Linked DNA regions of Homo sapiens: all the other regions are linked to region 2. A link is a contact called in ENCODE Hi-C data. All regions are on one chromosome and are shown on one strand. The core of a region is the stretch at or near the end of the contact, and the rest is flanking DNA. Distances in the headings are between cores, read along the strand shown. Region 1 has its middle 430 kb from the start of LINC00924. Region 2 overlaps LETR1 (lymphatic endothelial transcriptional regulator lncRNA 1). Region 3 overlaps LOC112268156 (a long non-coding RNA gene).

Region 1 (3,666 bases), core at 1,016-3,515, 580 kb before region 2:
GCTTTGGGAGAGCTGGAACTGCATCTTTCTTTTATTCCCCTTTTGCATTTCATTATTGCCTACCTCTCCCATAGTAAGTTCTCAGTAAACATTGTTTGATCGACTGATATTAAATGAAATAATGATTACCAAGAACTTAGTGTAGCATTTGGCACTTAGTAAGTGTTCAGTAAATGTTAGCAGTTCAGTCAGTTTGTTAACAAAGAAGAGGGAAAAAGAAATATTTCAGTGTCTTTCTTGCTTAACACAGTTAAACGAGAACTTGATGTAAAGCCTTGTCATATCCAAGTAAGAGGATCACTTAATATTTCTCATGCATTTCCCTTTTCCTTTGTTATTAAACACTGAGCACTTCACCTAGTGGAAACCTTGATGATCCATCCAGTTATCTCTAGTGATCTCTGACAACAAAGCATACATTTTCCAGATGCCTGTCGACAAACGGTCATTTTTCCAATCTCCCGCCACTGAGCGTGGCGCTGGAGAATTTGGATGGGAGCTGCTGTTCCCTGACTCTTCCCAGCAGCCAGAGGCCCAGCATAGGATTCCTTCTGATCCTTTTATGACGCATACTCTCTCTTAGTGTGGTTCTGTTTAACTACACCTTCCTAATCATAGCAATTAAATAAACTAGAACCTTTTAACTTATGTTGGAATATATACAGTTCTTATTTGAGCAATGCCTAAAATAAAATGCCAAGCTGACACATTTTGTTTTTTCCTACAGGAGGGGATGTCTTTCCCCCCTTAACCCTCATATCATGTAGGAGAAATTTGCAATGAGGCATGGCCCTAACACACTGAGGATAATTGTGACCAATGGGAAAATTTCCAGAAACTTTGTAAGAGGCCAAGTCTGTAGAAGATAACGGGGAAGTCGATTGCCTCAGAAATTGGAGTGAGCTAACACAGATAAGTCATGTCTCATTTTTTCATTCTTTTAAAATTTTGATAATTTAAGTGAAACATGCCTACTTTTAAAATTTTTGTTGTGCCTTCCTCCTGCTTGGTCCACAGTCTTTATCTGAAAGATCTTTATTAGGTTAGATGAGAGTTATTAATAAATCCCCTACTGAAATTTTTGCTTCAGATAAATAGAAACTAATTTTAATGGATGGAAAAAATGAGAAACTCCATTTCAGTGAATTATAGGCTTTTAGATGGCATGGCAGAGCTGACCCTAGCAACCCAGCGGCAAATAGACTTTATGGTGGGAAGAAAGTTGTGCCACAAGGCTCCTTAATAGGATAGAAACTTCCCAAGGAGTGAGAGATTTCAGGAAGGAGAAAGCGGAGAACAATTGCTAGGAACTGAAGATGGGAAAGATATCACAGCAGATAAAGAGATTTCCTCTTGACATTACCTAGCAATTGACATTTGGTTGTGCAGGTTGTACACTGAGCAAATTTAGAAGGCATTGTTTAGATGTGAATTGTGTCTCCTAGAGGTCTGTACTACACAGTCTGTTGTATCTCTTCATCTCATTTCACTGATCTTAACATGGTAATCATGGGGATGCTGTGAGGACTATGAAAAGTGATTTTGCCACATGCAGTGCCTACCTGGCAGGCATCAGACATGAGAGTGTGTGCCTGGCAACAGTGAGGAGGCTCAGTAGCTTGGAGTTCGTCAGGTTTATGTGCACCAGGGACCCAAACCCTCTGGTAGTAAAAAAGGGGGAAAAGACAAGGAGAATTGCTGGGGTGACTATCTTTGTTTATGGTGATCATGGCTATTGTAAATAGCAATTCTTCCCCATGTCAGTGGCTTCATACAATATGATTTCTTTGTCAGTCACATAAGTTTGAAGTAGACTTTTCTCCAAGGTGGTGTCCTTCCAGAAGTCTGTCAGAGGCCCTGGTGCTTTCCAGCATGTGGCTCTCACTTCTTCAGCAGGTGCCAGGGCTGCTGCAGGAGAAAGGGCATGGAGGATTGTTCCTGAACAATCTGAACACCTGACCTCAAGTGATACACCCGTCTTAGCCTCCCAAAATGCTGGGATGACAAGCATGAGCCACCACGCCTGGCCCTCTTACTCTTTTTTAAAACCACACTGGGGATATAGAAACGTGTGACATCTTTCAACTGTCTTTACCACATTTGCAAAGTTTTTTCACCTTTTGTTTAGTTCTGTTTACTAACAGATACAAAGTCTGAAATTCTGTTGACCATGTCTGCCTAGGACTGACATCACGTTTCTTAAGTTCTATTAGTCTAATCACTGTCATATGGCCACAGCCAACTTCAAGGGAAGAAGAGAGAGGCAGACTGGCTGTCTGTCCAGGAGGAAGAGGAAATTAACCTCTTGCGTAATTTTGCCAACACCACCTGGATGTCTTCTTTTATGCTGGTACAACAATATAGCAGCATCATCCTTGATGTGAGCCTTCTGGATTCAGAAGCCAGACTGCATCCATACGGGATGTTTCCTTTCTCTCCAAAGACTAGAATAAAAGTAGTGACAGAGGTGGAAAGATCACACACATAAGGACACACGATTTAAACCTAAGTGGAAAATATACTTAAGAAATTAAATTATAGTATTGTATTTATTTTTGAATGTTTACTGTCTCATATAATTTATAATTTGTCCTACTTATTTAATGGGAAAACATCATCTGTTTCAAAGAGTTTGGACAAATATTGATTTATTAATCTAAAAGGAAGGATTCAATTGTATTGGCTTTCCTGATTCCTGATCCAACTGGAATCTATAGGAAACATCCATTTGATTCTCTCTCTCTCTCTGCTCCTATTCTTTTTTTAATTTTTATTTTATTTTTAGTTTTTGAGACAGACTCTTGTTCTGTTTCCAAGCTGGAGTGCAGTGGCATGATCTCAGCTCACTGCAACCTCTGCCTCCTGGGTTCAAGTGATTCTCATGCCTCAGCCTCCCAAGTAGCTAGGATTACAGGCACACGCCACTGCACCTGGCTAATTTTTGTGTTTTTAGTAGAGACAGGGTTTTGCTGTGTTGGCCAGGCTGGTCTCCAACACCTGACGTCAAGTGATGCATCCACCCTGGCCAAAGTGCTGGGATGACAAGCATGAGCCACCGCACCTGGCCCTCTTAGTCTATTTTGAAACCACACTAGAGATAGAGAAACATGTGACATCTTTCAACTGTCTTCACCACATTTGCAAATTTTTTTCATCTTTTGTTTAGCTTTGTTTACTAACAGCTCTAAAGTCTGAAATTCTTTTCTGTTTCACTGCACTCACCACATTAAGCTTAATACTCTGAAAATACACACAGCTTTATGGAAATGTATCTGACACCTCTGTGTTCTCCCCACACTTCATTTACCTCTTTCTTTTGAAACTCTAGCAAAGAAACCCTTGCTAGGAAGTAGGAACCTGGGATGTTTAGCCAGAGGGTCTTTTAATTTTCTTCCCTTCCTTTTTCTTTCCTTCCCTTCCTTTTCTTCCTTTCTTCCCCCTCTTGTGCATCCCCCTTTTTTTTCTCTCTCTTTTAGGGAAAAAGTAGACAGTGATTTTTTTTCCTTTTTTTTTTTTTTTTTTGGCCTGAGATAGAGTCTTGCTCTTGTCACCCAGGCTGGAGTGCAATGGTGCGATCTCCACTCACTGCAACCTCTGCCTCCTGGGTTCAAGTGATTCTCCTGCCCCAGCCTCCCGAGTAGCTGGGATTATCTGCACCCGCCACCA
Region 2 (4,045 bases), core at 198-2,697:
CTGCATGAACAAATTATGAACTTGCATTCTTCAATCACATTTCTAATAGGAAAACAAAGCAGAACTCGTGGGTGAGAGTTGGTGGGCCGCCTGCGTTTGGAAGGGAGGCAACTTTAATTGCCGTGCTGTCTGGCTCGGATCCCTGTGGTCCTGCGTGGTGTGTTTTAGTAACAAACACTTGTTCTAATGAATTGGCCTTATTAGGGGGCTCCTCATATTCTTTTATAAAGAGCAGAGCTATTCTGAACTTCTGAATGCAACAGTCTCTTGATATTCTCACACTGAAGGCTGTAGTGTGGGATTGCATTCCCTCTCCTGTATTTTCATAAGGCTCGTATTTTTTAATGGCAGAAGAGTGAGCAGTGGTAGAAAGGTAAGAAAACTACAGAGCTTGCAGGTACCTGCCATCCATGGACCCAGGGCCATCAAAGAGGCTTGCAAAATCATTATGCTAAAGATGTATTTGCCTTCACAGCTGAACAATCCGGATTTTAGGTCAGTCACCTCCTGGCACATTTAAAAAAAAAAAAAAAACTCATGGCAATGGATAAAACAGATTCATTAGCTTTGATTAACCTTCTTTAACTAGAGTTAAAAACCTGCCGTAGGCAGCTCAGCTACCAATGCAGCCTTGAAGATACTTTATCATGTTTAAGACCCAATTACTGTTGCACTGAGTAAGAATAAAACATCACAATAAAATGTGGTACAAACCGCAACTCTAACGCACACAGCAAATAATCATTAATTTACAACAGCAACTTTCCCATTTCTATGGTTTTTCTGATGGCTGCACTTAGTTCAAGTTGAATACCTTGGAATTCGATGCTGATATGAGAAACTAGTTCCCCAGCTGTATTGACTGATGGCTTTTTTTTTTTTTCTGTCTTATAGCTTTAGTTTGGAGACTCAGAAGACTCTTTTAAAAATTTCCAAGTAAAATAAAAAAGAGAAACTAAAGTCAAAACAGGGTCTGTGGAACTAGGTTTATATAAGAGACAGGGAGGGAGAGAGAGAGAGAGAAAGGATTAAAATGGTTGAAACTTTAGAATTTTATAACAATTTCTTATTAATAATTGGAAATATTTCTAGTTAGAAGTTGTAAATATTAAAGAAACACAGCCCAGTAAAGTCAGCATTGAGTTAGTTCAAAGAGTTATCCGTATGATATGCAAACTTCTTGAAAGAGCTACAGTGAGGTCTATTTTGTGCATCTTGTAAGAAAAGAGAGCTTGAGAAGAACTCCAGCACACAATGAGTTAATTTTGGACAGGATTTGACTGAACAGGGAATAATGAACAGTGAGATACTGCAGCTTTCAGGCAAAACAGAGTAACAACAATTAAAAAGAGAGAGAGGGGATAAAGGGAGAAAACAATCTCCAGTCAGTTAACTAACAAGAGCAGCCCAGTGTTTGAAACAGATAAAACAGAGGCCACCAGGAACGCTGCTGCTGCTGCCGCTGCCACTTGCTTTATGCCTGGGTGTGGAAAGCATTACAACATTTGTGAGCCAACTGTTTGTGGGTTTCTTCTCATCTGCTTTAAAATATTTGGTTTTGCCGTATTTCCATAATAACCACAACCACACTCTCCTCTCCAAAAACCCCCCACAACAACAGATGTGTGTTCTAAAAGGAAATAGAGACACTGATATAATCAGACACTAGTTAGAGTGCTTTCATACTAAATTCTCCAGCAAATTCACAACAACAAAAAACTCTCAACCACTGATGAAATTAATCTAAGATCCTTGATTATTTGAAGTTCTAAAAGTTTCCATTTTGCATTTTGTTTTTGAATGTATAGTGCTTTATTTATCAAACTGCAGCGTAATTTTCCCTTCAGTTTGAGGCTGCGATTGTGAAACAAATAAATTGAAACTTAAGGGCCTGTTCTCTCCAAATTTAGTTCCATTATCACTTTAAGAATGCATGCTACTCAATGATACAAAAGGGATGTATGTAGCTGGTTATTTAGTTGCTAACTCAGCAATATGTCAGTTAACACAGCACTCCCTTGTAAAACTCCTTTTACAAGGTTGTTTTCTCATTGGAAGTCTCCATTTGTGTATTTGTGTACCTATGTGCGTGTGTGTGTGTGAATATCGGATATTACATGACAGCAAGATATCTTTTAAATATTTAAGATTTACAATTTTAAAGAGAGAAAACAAGAATAAAGTTTTGCAGAAGCTTAAAAAAAATTTAAAATCAGTTCACACTTTGAGCTAGAATGGGGATAGTAGTGATATTTCAAATATATTAATTATATGCCTCTCTCATAGCTATGATATTCTTGTATGTATTGATATGCACTCACTTAAAGTATATTATGTGCTCTACATAATATTAGATATTCTAGAGCATTAAAGAGCATCAAATGCATTTGGTTGCTCTCTACAGTAAGTAATTTTGGCCTTACAGAAAGTCATTTGGCCACAGTGAAGTAGCCTTTAACTGTGTTTTACTTGGAAAAGTTTATTTAATCGTTATCCTCTGCACATACTCTTAGAACATGTCCATATAACAAAATTGTAGTTGAGGGAGGAAAGTAGAATTGTGAATTTAAAAAAAAAATACTTATGGTAATGATCCTTTTGGCTTCCTGCCTCTATATAGAAGCTGGAACCACTTAACCCCAACCTACAGGTCCAGCCCTGACATGACTGGAACTCATCTTGACCTTGGGTAAGGGGAATTCAGGGAGCTGTAGACCAGGAGTTCATCAGCCAAGCGTGAAGTCCCCTTGGCCCCTGGACAAACTCTTCTCTCATTTCTCGAGGCTGGGCTCAAGGTTGATTTCACAGGACAAGGCTTTAACTCCTAGTCCAGTTTAATGTGTTTCATCCTGCCCATGTGCCCAAGTACAACTCATTGCCTTGTTTTCCTGTATAGTACCCCTATTCTGGGCACCCTACAACAGGTTCTCTTAGAGTCCTGCCAGCTCTCCCATTTCTGGGGCTCAAGACTGGAGATTCATGTGATCTACTGTGTTTACCAGATGCCCTCCATCTTGGATCTCTACCCATGTCTGTTGCTAGACAGCCGTGGAGCCCTATTTCACATTGTTGCTTAGTTATCCACCAGTCAGCTACTCTTGGACTTCCTTAGAAGCCCAAACTTTTTACAGATCAGCCCCTGGTGATTGGTCAAAACTCCAGGTTCCGGCCAGTTCTGCTCTAGCTGGTCTCTCTCATAACCTTTTGAACTGGGCAGAGATGCTAGCACAACGGGTAAAGAAAGATGAAAAAAAAAAGCAACAAAACTATAATCAAGATTGTTGGAATCTTCAATAGGCTTCCTTCCACATATCCCTTGCCTTCATTACCTTATATTAACATTCTCAAGTTCTTCAGTATTCATTATCTTATATTAACATTCTTAAGTTCTTGAGTATTTTTGGAACTATCCAGTCTCTAGTGGTTATGCCAGTCATTGTGTCTACCAGAGCTATGGGAATTTTGTCTCCAGCTTTCCAGTCTACTCCCAGTGACAGCCCGGCAGAAAAAGATTTATAATCTCAAACCCAACAAGGAACATCAATGAATGTTTTATAAATTCAGTAGTCATTTGCAACAGTCAGTGACAGAGGCAAGCTGGCTAATTTCAAAAGGGAGTATCCCCCTAGTCTGATATGTGGGCATTTGGAGGAGTGGGGAAGGCCTTGTCCTGAGGCTCCTCTGTGTACTGTAAAGAAATAGAGCCCACAGCATGTGCTCTAGAATCAGACCACGCCAGCTTCCTCCTAATAAGCTGCCTCTGCATTCCTAATGTGGAAACGAACATGAAGCTTCACAGCAAGTTATTATCTTAGAGAAGGCCCACCTGGATGATATCAGTTTTCACTGCCAGACCCTCTTAATAATTGGCCTTTGACACATATCCAGGTGTCGTCTTAGATCATAAACACCTAAGTAGCTGTAGGAACAGTGATTTGAATAGCAGCCCTTTGCAAATTTCCATCTTAAAACTTTTAAGTAAATCGTTCTTAAGCCTGACTGCAATTGGAATCACTTGGAAAGCTTAAAAATAAAATGCCCAAGT
Region 3 (4,002 bases), core at 227-2,726, 760 kb before region 2:
GATGGAATAAATGGAGCTATGTAGTCTACCAGAGTATGACAGATAATGGATAGCTCGTCATTTAAAACAATCTTTTTTGCCGCTAATAATTATACTAGAATTTTAAATATGCTACCTCTTCCACCAGATGGTCTTGAATAATGCTTCCATCTACTTAATTGTGCTTTTTGTAAATCAGTTGCATAAAATCTTTTGATGCAGTTTCAAAGATCCCTTTTGTAGAAGCACGGAGATCATGTAATTGGCTGAGAACAACTATCCAGTCTGAGAGGATGACCTTTTACCCTCTACCCAAAAAGAGCACTCCAGAGAGAAAGGTGCCGTAATCTGGGTTTAAGGCTTCTTACCATCATGTGGAGAGCCTGTTTCCTGTGCCACACACACAGTGGCAAGAAAGCTCAGCTTCAACATTAATGTAGAACTTCCCACGTTGCTCTTGAGAAAATCCACTCCTTAAAGAGGAAGAAAGGACCTCACCCCATGCCTCCCTCCCTCGGTGGAGATGCCCACACATGGGCACTCGGAACCAGTTGCAGGCAACTGTGAATTGGGAGGAAGGAAAGAAGAGATTAGGACTGAAAGAGGTGAGTATGTTCAAGTCTGTTTCTAGTGTAGAGATAGCGAGATGGTCACCCGTTAATTCATTTGCAAGGCTGAGAGTAATGCTGAATCCTGGCTTAGGACACCAGTAGATGACTTCCCAACAAATAAGTGGACAAAAAGATGACACCACCACCTGAAGGAACTTTTAAAGCAATGAATGAAGCACCTTGAAAAGTTAGATTTTGGTTAAGAGACACATCCCCAAAGTTAAATGAAAAGGTAGAACCTGGCTTTGCAAAACTGATGAAAAATGGCCATGTATGCTACAAAGTAAGACCCTTTTTTTGACATTTTTTTTTTTCCATGAGAGTCAACAGGGGAAAGTTTGGCTAATGTTTTCTATCACTAAAGACTTAAAAAATAACTGGAAACATTCCCATAGGCTTTGTTTGTTTGTTTTTAAGAGGCTTGTTTCTCGTTTTTCCATGCAAATTAAAATTCCTAGTGTGGCTTCTATAAATTTGAACTTTTGAAAACTTTCCCTTAGCATTTGGCTCAAAGTGTAGCTGGCACTTCCGTGTGACAACAGAGAAATTTCAGTTCTGCTTTTCTTCAGAGCTGCGTGTTATGGGTTAGATAAGTAAACTTGGCTTTCTCTGTTCTAACGACAGTGTGTCCAGGGAAGCTGGAAGAAGAATGGCTCCAGGGTTCCTGTCGATGCCAGATTTCACCAGCGCTACCCTGCTTTTATCAGTTTTCCATATAGAGCTTTCATAAAGGTTTTCTTTTTCTGTTTTTTAAATTGTGGTAAAATACATATAACATAAAATTTACCATCCGTGACACTAACTGCATTTACCATGTTGTGATGCAACCATCACCACGAGAACATTTTCACCACCCCAAAAGGAAACCCCAAACCCATTAAGCAGTTACTCTTCATTTTCCCTCTTCCACCAGCCCGTGGCAACCACTAATCTGCTTTCTGTCTGTGTGGATTTGCCAACTCTACTTTTTATGTTTCATATAAATGGAATTATGCCATATACATAACCTTCTATGTCTCACTGCTTCTACTTACAATAAATGTTTTCAATCGAAGTTCATTCACCTTGTAGCATGTATCAAAATTTCATTCCTTTTTATGGTTGAATAGTATTCCATTCCATGAATATGTCACATGTTAAAAAATTCCTTCATGAGTTGATGAACATCTGAGTTGTTTTCATTATTTTGCTACTGTGAATAGTGCTAACATGAGCATTTTTGTGAATGTTTTTATTTGAACACCAGTTTCCAGTTCCTTGGGGAATATACCCAGGAGTGGAGTTCCTAGGTCATATGGAAATTCTCTACTGGGCTCATTGAGGAGCCATCAAATTGCTTTCCATGGTGGCTGGACCATTTCACGTTCCTGCTAGCAGTTTCCTAGGGTTCCAATTTCTCCACATCCCTTCCAACACTTGCTATTGTCCATTATTTTGGTAGTTATCTAAGTGTGTGTGAAGTATCTCACTGTGGTTTTGATTTGCATTTCCCTAATGGTTAATGGTATTAAGCATCTCTTTATGTGCTCATTGGTCATTTGTACGATCTGTGTTAAAGTTTTCTTTTTGAGAAAGTGTTTTTCAGTTTCAAAAACATAGATTGTAAATTACATTTAGAATGTGCCCATTTTTCTAGCCCAGCTTGGTCCCTTTGAGAAGTTGCCCTTGGTCCTGAAACCAACAGCACAATCCTGCCAGGTGCCAGTGTCCATGCAGTGAGCTCCTGAGCTGCCTGGTTCTACCTGCTAGTGCCTGGCTGTCTCTTGACTTATGTAGCTGAAATTTCTGCATTATCTCTTCTTCCATCTGCCCAATCGACATTATACCTATTATATCACAGGCTTGATTTGTAGTTCTGCTCCTTATATTTATCCTGTCACAGGAGCTAGCAGCATGTGCTCCAGAGTTGGACTGTGATGAAGACCTTGGAGAACCCAGTATCTCAGTTTTCTCAGCTCTAAAGTGGCTATCTCCATAGTACTTGCCTTGTAGATGTGTTGTATTAAATTAGGTAATGCATATACATCATTTGGCCTGGTGTTTTTGAGGTGTACACTCAATAAGAGGTACTTTATAAACATCTTGCCTCTCCCTTTGCATGCTAGTCTCCTTGTACTGACAACCTGGTGATCCCATCTGGGTCCCCTGATAAGACCTGGATAATATGACTCTCTAGTGTTCTTAAGATACTGTTACTAAAACCATCTTTATTTATTTATTTCAACTTTTATTTTAAGTTCAGGGGCACATGTGCAGGTTTGTTATATAGGTGAATTTGTGTCATGGGGGTTTGTCATACAGGTTATTTTGTCACCCCGGCATTAAGTGTAGTACTCATTAGTTATTTTTCCTGATTCTCTTTCTCCTTCCACCCTCCACTCTCTGAGAGGCCCAGTGTCTGTTGTTCCCCTGTTTGTACAGGACCATCTTTAAAGGCATTGGGACTCAATACACAATTTCTAAATATCATGGGAATTAGCAAATTAATTTATAAGTTTTTATACAGCAGTTTAATTCTGGGAATGTAATACCGTTTATTTCTGAACAGGAAATTTAATATCATCTACTTTTTATTGAGTGCCTAACATGTTCCAGCCACTTACTATAGGTGCTTATTATATTATTTCTAATTCTAGTAATAACGCTGAAAGTTGATACTATTGTCTCTGTTCAATAGTTGAGGCATAATTGAAGTCAAATGGGAGTAAGTAACAGACCGCAGGTCTTAAGGCAGATTCACTAAGTAGCAAGGTTAAAATTTAACACTCGGTCCCCATGATCCCCCAGTTTTTTGCTCCTTCTTAATCACCATACAACTGATATTAGAGTGAGTAGCTTTAGGCATTTACTAGAATGTTTGATATTCAATGAAAAAATTCTGAAGGTGCATGGACCAATAAATATTGTGAATATCCATGTGAAGTTTGTCACTCCCCCAAAATTTCATTCCTCTTCCCATCCTTTCCATTCCTCTTCCCTGCTGCTCGTGCTCTCTCTTTTTCTACCAGATGACAGATGACTAAACAAAATAATAAAATGTGAAGCAAGTTCTGTTTTGCCCATGGAGGTGGAAAGTGAGTGTGTATGATCCGTTGGAAGAATTTGGAGAAGATTCTCTAAGAATTAGGAAATCGTTACCTGACTGAATAAAGCATGTAGAATTATGATTATTATGCAGATGTGTATCTTGTTCCTGACAAACTATAATATAAAGCAAGTGTTCTGAAAATATGTTAATGAAAAGAAGAAAGTTACACAGGATGAGAAATTCACTTTCGCAATGCTTAATGTAAAGCTGATTATAATATTGAAGTCAAAATTAATTCAGTCTTAAGTCATTCAGATAATTGAATAAATAAAATTTATATTTAATCTGATGTAATTAGCATGTTTTTATATATCAATTTCAACA

Evidence for each region. A loop is a pair of places that touch in the nucleus more often than their neighbours do. Pooled maps may share reads with other maps.
Region 1: a loop to region 2 is called in a pooled map, with 12 times the contacts of the local background. The contact joins two enhancer-like sites. A Hi-C loop is called at or near these places in 1 of 168 maps with a recorded cell type or tissue (naive thymus-derived CD4-positive, alpha-beta T cell), 1 of 37 single-sample maps with no recorded cell type and 7 of 50 pooled maps.
Region 3: a pooled map shows a loop between it and region 2 (3-fold over the local background). The contact joins two enhancer-like sites. A Hi-C loop is called at or near these places in 1 of 168 maps with a recorded cell type or tissue (naive thymus-derived CD4-positive, alpha-beta T cell), 2 of 37 single-sample maps with no recorded cell type and 2 of 50 pooled maps.

The regions. Positions count from the first base shown.
Region 1 is chr15:95,864,075-95,867,740 of GRCh38, reverse strand. No RefSeq gene overlaps it. Among named protein-coding and RNA genes, the nearest start is that of LINC00924, 430 kb to the right of the region's middle. RefSeq lists an enhancer at 3,050-3,309. Within about 2 kb of position 2,265, at least 2 of the 41 ENCODE cell types and tissues checked have a DNase peak (open chromatin) inside an H3K27ac peak, as active enhancers do.
Region 2 is chr15:95,282,587-95,286,631 of GRCh38, reverse strand. All of the region lies in intron 3 of LETR1 (lymphatic endothelial transcriptional regulator lncRNA 1), which reads left to right. Among named protein-coding and RNA genes, the nearest start is that of LETR1, 42 kb to the left of the region's middle. Within about 2 kb of position 1,447, at least 4 of the 41 ENCODE cell types and tissues checked have a DNase peak (open chromatin) inside an H3K27ac peak, as active enhancers do.
Region 3 is chr15:96,040,270-96,044,271 of GRCh38, reverse strand. All of the region lies in intron 1 of LOC112268156 (a long non-coding RNA gene), which reads right to left. LOC105370998 (a long non-coding RNA gene) reads left to right here. Exons shown (of 4, transcript XR_001751688.2): 4 at 202-1,649. Among named protein-coding and RNA genes, the nearest start is that of NR2F2-AS1, 280 kb to the left of the region's middle. Within about 2 kb of position 1,476, at least 3 of the 41 ENCODE cell types and tissues checked have a DNase peak (open chromatin) inside an H3K27ac peak, as active enhancers do.